2 separate regions of the Homo sapiens genome follow, and region 2 is linked to region 1. A link is an interaction called in ENCODE POLR2A ChIA-PET data of the cell type or tissue named here. Cell type or tissue: CD4-positive, alpha-beta T cell. All regions are shown on one strand. Links, peaks and the distances in the headings refer to the core of each region. The heading gives the core; the rest is flanking DNA.

The links. Peaks named below come from ENCODE experiments on the same cell type or tissue, not always from the same donor. Only the 100,000 strongest peaks of a DNase experiment are listed, where the experiment ranks them.
Region 2: POLR2A ChIA-PET joins it to region 1 with 5 read pairs; 8 of 35 experiments call an interaction of 5 or more read pairs at or near these places.

Annotation. Positions count from the first base shown.
Region 1 is chr11:9,248,186-9,252,579 of GRCh38, reverse strand. All of the region lies in intron 1 of DENND5A (DENN domain containing 5A), which reads left to right. Among named protein-coding and RNA genes, the nearest start is that of DENND5A, 15 kb to the left of the region's middle. RefSeq lists enhancers at 1-315, 2,010-2,119. In CD4-positive, alpha-beta T cell, for the core only: no CTCF peak of the experiment used is centred there; a DNase peak (open chromatin) is centred at 2,159; H3K27ac peaks cover 768 bases.
Region 2 is chr11:9,330,994-9,335,387 of GRCh38, reverse strand. No RefSeq gene overlaps it. Among named protein-coding and RNA genes, the nearest start is that of TMEM41B, 19 kb to the right of the region's middle. In CD4-positive, alpha-beta T cell, for the core only: no CTCF peak of the experiment used is centred there; no DNase peak of the experiment used is centred there.

The DNA of each region.
Region 1 (4,394 bases), core at 320-4,319:
CGCCTCCAAGGTTCAAGCAATTCTTCTGCCTCAGCCTCCTGAGTAGCTGGGACTACATGCAAGCGCCACCACACCTGGCTAATTTTTGTATTTTTGGTAAAGACGCTTTCGTCATGTTGGCCAGGCTGGTGTTGAATTCCTGACCTCAGGTGATCCACCCACCTCTGCCTCCTAAAGTGCTGGGATTACAGGCATGAGCCACTGCACCTGGCCGAATTCAGTAATTAAACACAGGCTATTACGGCCAGATTTTTATATTTAGTTCTTTTTTTTTTTTTTTTTTTGAGACGGAGTCTTGCTCTGTCGCCCAGGCTGGAGTGCAGTGGTGTGACTGCGGCACTGCAACCTCTGCCTCCCGGGTTCAAGCGATTCTCCTGCCTTGGCCTCCCGAGTAGCTGGGACTACAGGCGCGTGCTACCATGCCCAGCTAATTTTTGTGTTTTTAGTAGACATGCGGTTTCACCATGTTAGCCAGAATGGTCTCCATCTCTGGACCTCGTGATCCGCCCGCCTCGGCCTCCCAAAGTGCTGAGATTACAGGCATGAGCCACTGCACCTGGCCAGATTTAGTTCTTTTTTCTTTTTTTTCGCGAGACAGAGTCTCGCTCTGTCGCCCAGGCTGGAGTACGGTGGTGCCATCTCGGCTCACTGCAAGCTCCGCCTCCTAGGTTCACGCCATTCTCCTGCCTCAGCCTCCCGAGTAGCTGAGACTGCAGGGGCCTGCCACCACGCCAGTCTAATTTTTTGTATTTTTAGTAGAGACGGGGTTTCACTGTGTTAGCCAGGATGGTCTCGATCTCCTGACCTCGGAATCCGCCCGCCTCGGCCTCCCAAAGTGCTGGGATTACAGGTGTGAGCCACCGCACCCAGCTGGATTTAGTTCTTAAAAGTTACTAAGTGAAGCAGTTAGTCAAATGCCATATTCCAAATCTTCTGTGGTTGCTGATTTTCATTTGGCGTATGTAGAACCCTGGGCTGAGTCTTATGAGTGGTAGAATCCTGGCATGGCAGAAAATGAGAGTGTGTGCCAGATGTCAAGTTGTTTTCAGTATGCCTTCAGGGGATCAGATATGACTCAGGAAGTAAGATGGCAATAGGTATAGTTTAGACCGTTGTGTTTCTCAAATATTGTACTGTCTTTGATATTTGCTTGTTGTCGTACATGGAATCTCTTGTAGAGCTTCCTGTTAAAGAGAACCAGGTTAGTAATTTTTTATTTTTTATTGTTCATTATGTGATGGGTAAGTCAGGTTAAAATTTTGCTTGGCCATCTGTGGTCTACTTTATGTACTGAACTAGCTGGGTTAGCCTAAAATGCTTTCCTGGAATGCTGAGAGGTCTGAGCAGTGAAAAGTCTGTAGAGGTTTCTCACATTGAGTTTCATTCCTCTGTGAATGTGGGATTCCTTGATATCTTTCTTTCTTTTTTTTTTTTTTTTTTTGTTTGAGATGGAGTGTCACTCTCTTGCCCAGGCTGGAGTGCAGTGGCTTGATCTCAGCGCACTGTAACCTCTGCCTCCTGGGTTCAAGCGATTCTCCTGCCTCAGCCTCCCAAGTAGCTGGAATTACAGGTGCCTGCCACCATGCCCAGCTAATTTTTGTATTTTTAGTAGAGAGGGGGTTTCACCATGTTGGTCGGGGCTGGCCTCGAACTCCTGACCTTAGGTGACCCACCCGCCTCAGCCTGCCAAAGTGCTGGGATTACAGGCGTGAGCCACCGCACCCGGCCGGAAGTCCTTGATTTCTAAACTATTCCAGTTGGCCAAACAATGTATGTGCATTGGTTTATATTGGTCACAGAATCAAAAAATGTCAGAGCTAGAAATCAGAGATAGTTCAGCTATCACTTTTGACAGATGGTAATGATTAATATTTATAAATGACTTTGTAGTTTTACACTGTACTTTTAAATGATTTTTAATTTTTTTAGCCCCGCTTGAAATAAAATTGTTTGTCCATTGTTACCCACCAAGTTAGAAAGATCTGTTAGAATCCAGGTCTTCTGTTTGCTGTCTTACTATTACTGAGGTTTGTTTGTTTTTTTAAAATTATAGATGTGGGAAAACTGAAGCAGTGGCATAATCGTTGAAATGCAGAGCTGTAGTGCGACCTCTTTGTGGTTCAGTCTCCAGCCCACATTGCAGTAGAGGAGCTGTGTCAGGAGAGGAGACAGGTTGCTTGTTTTCAGAATTGTGGTTAACAACAACCATTGTTCTTTCCTCTTTCCCCACTCTTTATCAGTTCTGGAAATGTTTTTCTTAGACTAGGTAGTTACTAGGGGTTTGCTTCTAAGAAACTTTTTTTTTTTTGGTGACAGTTTCAGGATGTTTTATGCTTTTTGCCTGGGTCTGTCTTCTTTGAAGGAAAAAAAAGATTTGCATCTGCTAACCTCAGAAATCCCTCAGTGTAGCCTATAATATGCATGTTTTGTAGTTGTAGTTCGGGGGCTGGCTGTGACTTCTGATTAGCCATATTCTTGATAATAAAATGATATGGAAAACACCTGAGAAATTTTAAGGATTTTTTTTTTTTTTTTAAATTTTATTTTTAAAGGCATGAACACAGAAGAGGAAATGGTTTAGAAAGAATAATTGGGCCAGGTGCGATGGCTCGATCCTGTAATCTCACCACTTTGGGAAGCTGAGGTAGGAGGATCCCTGGAACTCAGGAGTTTGAGGCTAGCCCGGGCAACGTAGTGCAACACTGTCTCTACAAAAAAATTTAAAAATGAGGCCGGGCACGGTGGCTCATGCCTGTAATCCCAGCACTTTGGGAAGCCGAGGTGGGTGGATCACCTGAGGTCAGGAGTTCGAGAACAGCCTGGCTAACATGGTGAAACCCCATTTCTACTAAAAATACACAAAAATTAGCCAGGCATGGTGGTGGGCGCCTGTAATCCCAGCTACTTGGGAGGCTGAGGCAGGAGAATTGCTCGAACCTGGAGGCAGAGGTTGCAGTGAGCTGAGATTGCGCCATTGCACTCCAGTTTGGGCAACAAGAGCGAAACTCTGTCTCAAAAAAATACAATAAAATACAATAAAATAAAAAAATATAAAAATGAGCCCAGTGTGATGGCATGTGCCTCAGCTCCAGAGGACGAGCTGGGAGGATCGTTTGAGCCTGGGAGGTCCAGGCTGCAATGAGCTGTGATTGAGCCACTGCATTCCAGCCTGGGCAGCATAGCTAGACCCTGTCTCAAAAAGAAACAAAAAAAGAAATAATCACAGGCCACAATTATAAGACAGTAAATGAATAAACCTGATTTATAACAAATTACATGCTTTTTCGTTACAACACGTTAGAATTACTTTCCAGGAGTGTCAGAGGACTTGGTTCTTTTTCTTTTTTTTTTTGAGTCGGAGTCTCGCTCTGTCTCCCAGGCTGGAGTGCGGTGGCACTATCTCAGCTCACTGCAAGCTCCACCTCCCGGGTTCACGCCATTCTCCTGCCTCAGCCTCCTGAGTAACTGGGACTACAGGCGCCCACCACCACGCCCGGCTAATTTTTTTGTATTTGTAGTAGAGACAGGGTTTCACCACGTTAGCCAGGATGGTCTCGATCTCCTGACCTCGTGATCCGCCCACCTAAGTGCTGGGATTACAGGTGTGAGCCACCGCGCCCAGCCAGGACTTGGTTATTTTTTCAGGTGTATCATCTCTGATGCCTTTTTCATTCTTTCTTTTTGTAGTTTTAGAACAATGGCCCTCTAACAATGTTTTAGCCTAGTTATGAAGATAGCTACTAATTTTGGGATATATTGTTAATATTGTTGAAGAAAACTAAATATTTTATTTTGGGTAAGTTAGATGTGTAAACCAAAAGTAAAATCCTAAGCCCCTCAGCCAATTGAATGCCCACCCAAGGGGACCCTAGAGAAACCTGAAAAACTAAATTCCAGGTCATGACTCAAAGGGAGGTTGGCCATCCCTCATTATACCCCTCTCTTTTGCCCAGGCTGGAATGCAGGGGCTCAATCACAGCGCAGTTCAGCCTAGACCTCCCAGGTTCAAGCCATCCTCCTACTCAGCCTCTGGAGTAGCTGCGACCACAGACACATGCCACCACACCTGTCTCATTTTTAAATTTTTTGTAGAGATAGTGAGTGTGTCACTATGTTGCCCAGGCTGGTCTTGAACTCCTGGGCTCAAGGGATCCTCCTACCTCAGCTTCTCTCTCTCTTTTGGAGAGGGGTATAATGAGGCATGGCCAACCTCCCTTTAAGTCATGACCACCATTAATGTTAAAATGGAGATCATAAGACTGACAAAAGAAACTCTGACAATAAGATACGAAATTCCAGCTGGGCGCTGTGGCTCATGCCTGAAATCCCAGCATTTTGGGAGACTGAGGAAGGTGGATCACTTGAATCCAGGAGTTCCAGAGCAGCCTAGGCAA
Region 2 (4,394 bases), core at 97-4,096, 83 kb before region 1:
AAAAAAAAAAAAAAAAAAAAAATTAGCCGGGCGTGGTGGTGGGTGCCTGTAGTCCCAGTTACTTGGAGGCTGAGGCAGGAGAATGGCTTGAACCCGGGAGGCGGAGCTTACAGTGAGCCGAGATCGTGCCACTGCACTACAGCCTGGGCGACAGAGTGAGACTGTCTAAAAAAAAATTTTTTTTTTAATTTTTATTTCAATTTTGTTTATTTATTTGGAGACGGAGTTTTGCTCTTGTCCCCCAGGCTGGAGTGCAATGGTGAGATCTCAGCTCACTGCAACCTCTGCCTCCCAGGTTCAAGCGATTCTTCCATCTCAGCCTCCTGAGTAGCTGGGATTACAGACACCCGCCACCATGCCCGGCTAGTTTTTGTATTTTTAGTAGAGATGGAGTTTCACCATCTTGGCCAGGCTGTTCTCAAATTCCTGACCTCGTGATCTGCCCCCGTCAGCCTCCCAAGTGCTGGGATTACAGGCGTGAGCCACTGCTCCCGGCCTATTATTAATTTTTAATTGTTTGTTTTGGAGAGAAGACTAAATTAGCAAAACCACAAGTCTAGTAGTTTTTTTTTTTTTTTTGAGAGGGAGTCTCGCTCTGTTGCCCAGGCTGGAGTGCAGTAGCGCGATCTCGGCTCACTACAAGCTCCGCCTCCTGGGTTCACGCCATTCTCCTGCCTCAGCCTCCCGAGTAGCTGGGACTGCAGGCGCCCGCCACCACGCCCAGCTAATTTTTTGTATTTTTAGTAGAGACGGGGTTTCACCGTGTTAGCCAGCATGGTCTCTAACTCCTGACCTCGTGATCCGCCCTCCTCGGCCTCCCAAAGTGCTAGGATTACAGGCGTGAGCCACCGCGCCCGGCCTGTTTTGTTTTGTTTTTGATAGGCCTCACTCTGTTGCCCAGGCTGGAGTGCAGTGGCATGATGTTGGCTCACTGCAACCTCCACCTCCTGGGTTCAAGTGAATCTTCTGCCTCAGCCTCCCGAGTAGCTGGGATTACAGGTGGGCGCCACCACACCTGGCTAATTTTTGAATTTTTAGTAGAGACGGGGTTTCACCATATTAGCCAGGCTGGTCTCGAACTCCTGACCTCATGATCTGCCTGCCTCAGCCCCCCGATGTGCTGGGATTACAGGCCTGAGCCACCATGCCCGGCCAGAAATCTAATTCTATAGTAGTAATAATGATAATAATAATAATAATGTTTTATATCGTTAATTAAATTCTGGAAAAATAGCCAGATGTGGTGGCTTGCCCCTGTAATTCTAGCACTTTAGGAGGCCAAGGTGGGCGGATCACTTGAGGTCAGGAGTACCAGACCAGGTTGGCTAACATGGTGAAACACCGTCTCTATTAAAAATACAAAAATTAGCTGGGCATGGTGGTATGTGCCTGTAATCCCAGCTACTCAGGAGGCTGAGGCAAGAGAATTCCTTGAACCCGGGAGGTGGAGGTTGCAGTGAGCCAAGGTCGCACCATTGCACTCTAGCCTAGGGGACAAGAGGGAAACTCCATCTCAAAAAAAAAAAAAAGAAAAAAAATTCTGGGAAAATAAAGTAAAAAGTCTTTGGTTATAAGTGACAGAAGCCCAGATCAAACTAGTGTAAGCTCCAGAGGGGTAATTTGTTTTTTTGTTTGTTTGTTTGTTTTTTGTTTTTGTTTTTGTTTTGAGACACAGTTTCGCTCTTCTTACCCCAGGCTGGAGTGCAATGGCGCTATCCCAGCTGACTGCAATCTCCGCCTCCCTAGTTCAAGCGATTCTCCTTGCTCAGCCTCCCGAGTAGCTGGGATTATAGGCGCCCGCCACCATGCCTGGCTAGTTTTTGTATTTTTAGTAGAGACGAGGTTTCACCGTGTTGGCCAGGCTGGTCTCGAACTCACTCAGGTGATCCGCCCGCCTCCGCCTCCCAAAGTGCTGGGATTACAGGTGTGAGCACTGCACCTGGCCAGAGGGGTAATTTGTTGGTTCATATAAACAAACCCTGAGAAAGGGAGAAGTGAAGCTTACCCTAGGACTTCACAGCCTGTGGAATCTCTCACTATTTTTTCAGACTAATTTCAAAAATCCACGGGAAGGACTTGGATTGGCTCATCCCGTGTCACATGCCAACATTTGGACCAGCACTTATATTCAACCAGTGTGCCCAGGTACCACCGTCTATCTAGTGTCTACTCTGATTGGTAACAACCTTTGACCTGCCGACTATTAAATGCTTTGAGTTATCACCATTGCCTTGGATCACTTACTGTGGCCAGGTAAAGAGGTCCCTTGATTGGGAGGAGGCAATGTGATAGGTCTGTAATCATAGGAAGGAGGAAAAGGATACTAAGTATATAAAAACTGTAGGCCTTAAGCATAATATGCAAATATATATATATGTATGTGTATATATATAATTTCCCAACTTTTTATTTAAAAAATTTTCAAACGTGAAGAAAAGTTGCAAGAATGGTATAATGACCACCCGTATGCTCTTCGTCTAGATTGCCTAACTGCTAACATTTTTCCCATATTTGCTTTCCCTCTCTCTCTCTCCCTGCACACACATACACACACACACACACACACACACACACACACTCACTCACACTCTCACTTTTCTTGGCCGAACCAGTTGAGAGTAAGTTGCAGTCATCATTAACATTTTACCCCCAAACTCGTCAAGATGTAGCTCTTCAGAACAAAGATGTTCTCATATATAACTACAGAATAATTATCATACTAAAGAAACTTAATATTGAATCAATGCTTTTTTTTTTTTTTGAGACAGTCTTGCTCTGTTGTCCAGGGGCACGGTCACAACTCATTGCAGCCTCGATCTCCCTGGCTCAAGCAATCCTCCCACCTCAGCCTCCCAAGTAGCTGTGACCACAGGCACACACCACCACACCCAGCTAATTTTGTATTTTTAGTAGAGGGGTTGTTTCTCCATGTTGGTCAGGCTGGTCTCAAACTCCCGACCTCAGGTGATCCACCAGCCTCAGCCTCCCAAAATGCTGGGGTTACTGGTGTAAGCCACCACACCCGGTCTTTGTTTATTTCTAATACAGGATTGAATACTGTATGGCAAATGGTTGTCACATTTCTCTTGTCTTCTTGAAGAAGAAAACAAAGCTGAATCGGAGCCTAAAAGTGTACCAGTCCTGGCCCGGTGCGGTGGCTCACGCCTGTAATCCTAGCACTTTGGGAGGCCGAGGCGGGTGGATCACGAGGTCAGGAGATCAAGACCATCCTGGCTAACGTGGTGAAACCCCGTCTCTACTAAAAATACAAAATATTAGCCGGGCGTAGTGGCAGGCGCCTGTAGTCCCAGCTACTCAGGAAGCTGAGGCAGGAGAATTGCTTGAACCCGGGAGGTGGAGGTTGCAGTGAGCTGAGATTGCGCCACTGCACCTCAGCCTGGGTGACAGAGCGAGACTCCGTCTCAAAAAAAAAAAAAAAAAAAGTATGCCAGTCCTGCTAATAAGTTTTACTCTCATGAAGGTAAATTCTAGGAAATTTGATTTTGTTTTGTTGCTTTAATAAAGTTATTAACTATCAAGGATTCCACCTAAGTCACTCTTCTATGCTTAGTATATCACTTTATTGATAATTAAATGTATTCTGATGTAAAATAGAAAATAACCACTTTGGGCTGGGCACAGTGGCTCACACCTATAATCCCTGCACTTTTGGAGGCCGAGGCGGGCAGATCACCTGAGGTCAGGAGTTTGAGATCAGCCCAACCAACATGGAGAAACCCCGTCTCTACTAAAAATACAAAATTAGCTGGACGTGGTGGCACATGCTTGTAATCCCAGCTACTTGGGAAGCTGACGCAGGAGAATCCCTTGAACCTGGGAGGCAGAGGTTGAGGTGAGCTGAGATCGTGCCATTGCACTCCAGCCTGGGCAACAAGAGCGAAAATCCATCTCAAAAGAAAGAAAGAAAGAAAGAAAGAAAAGAACCACTTTGCCTTGTATATTTGTGCTTCTCAACAGAAATCCTATAGTAGACTTTCTTACATTTGAGGCAAACAGCTTTTGCCAATCTTTCAAAGCAATAAAAATAGTTTTCATATGATTATGTCTTTGGAAGTCTGGTGCAAAATGTGATTTCACTTAGTGATTGTGGTGTGACAGCTGTAAATTGCTACATTCCAGGTTGGTGCTTCAACATTGTATTTTCAGTGTGACTGAGTTGCTCACATCCGGCTTTGACTGCCTTTTCCACAGAGAAGCTAGCTCTCAGACGAAGCCCCCCAAAAGGAGCGAATCAACACCCTCACAAAGAGATGTTGACAAATCACTGTCTCTTAGAGGTTCTAACTGGGCAATGTCCCATCCAGACATGCTGGACATGAGTATGAGTGTCCGTGTCTTCCGGCCTGGTCAGTAGCCAAGAGGCAGAGAGATCC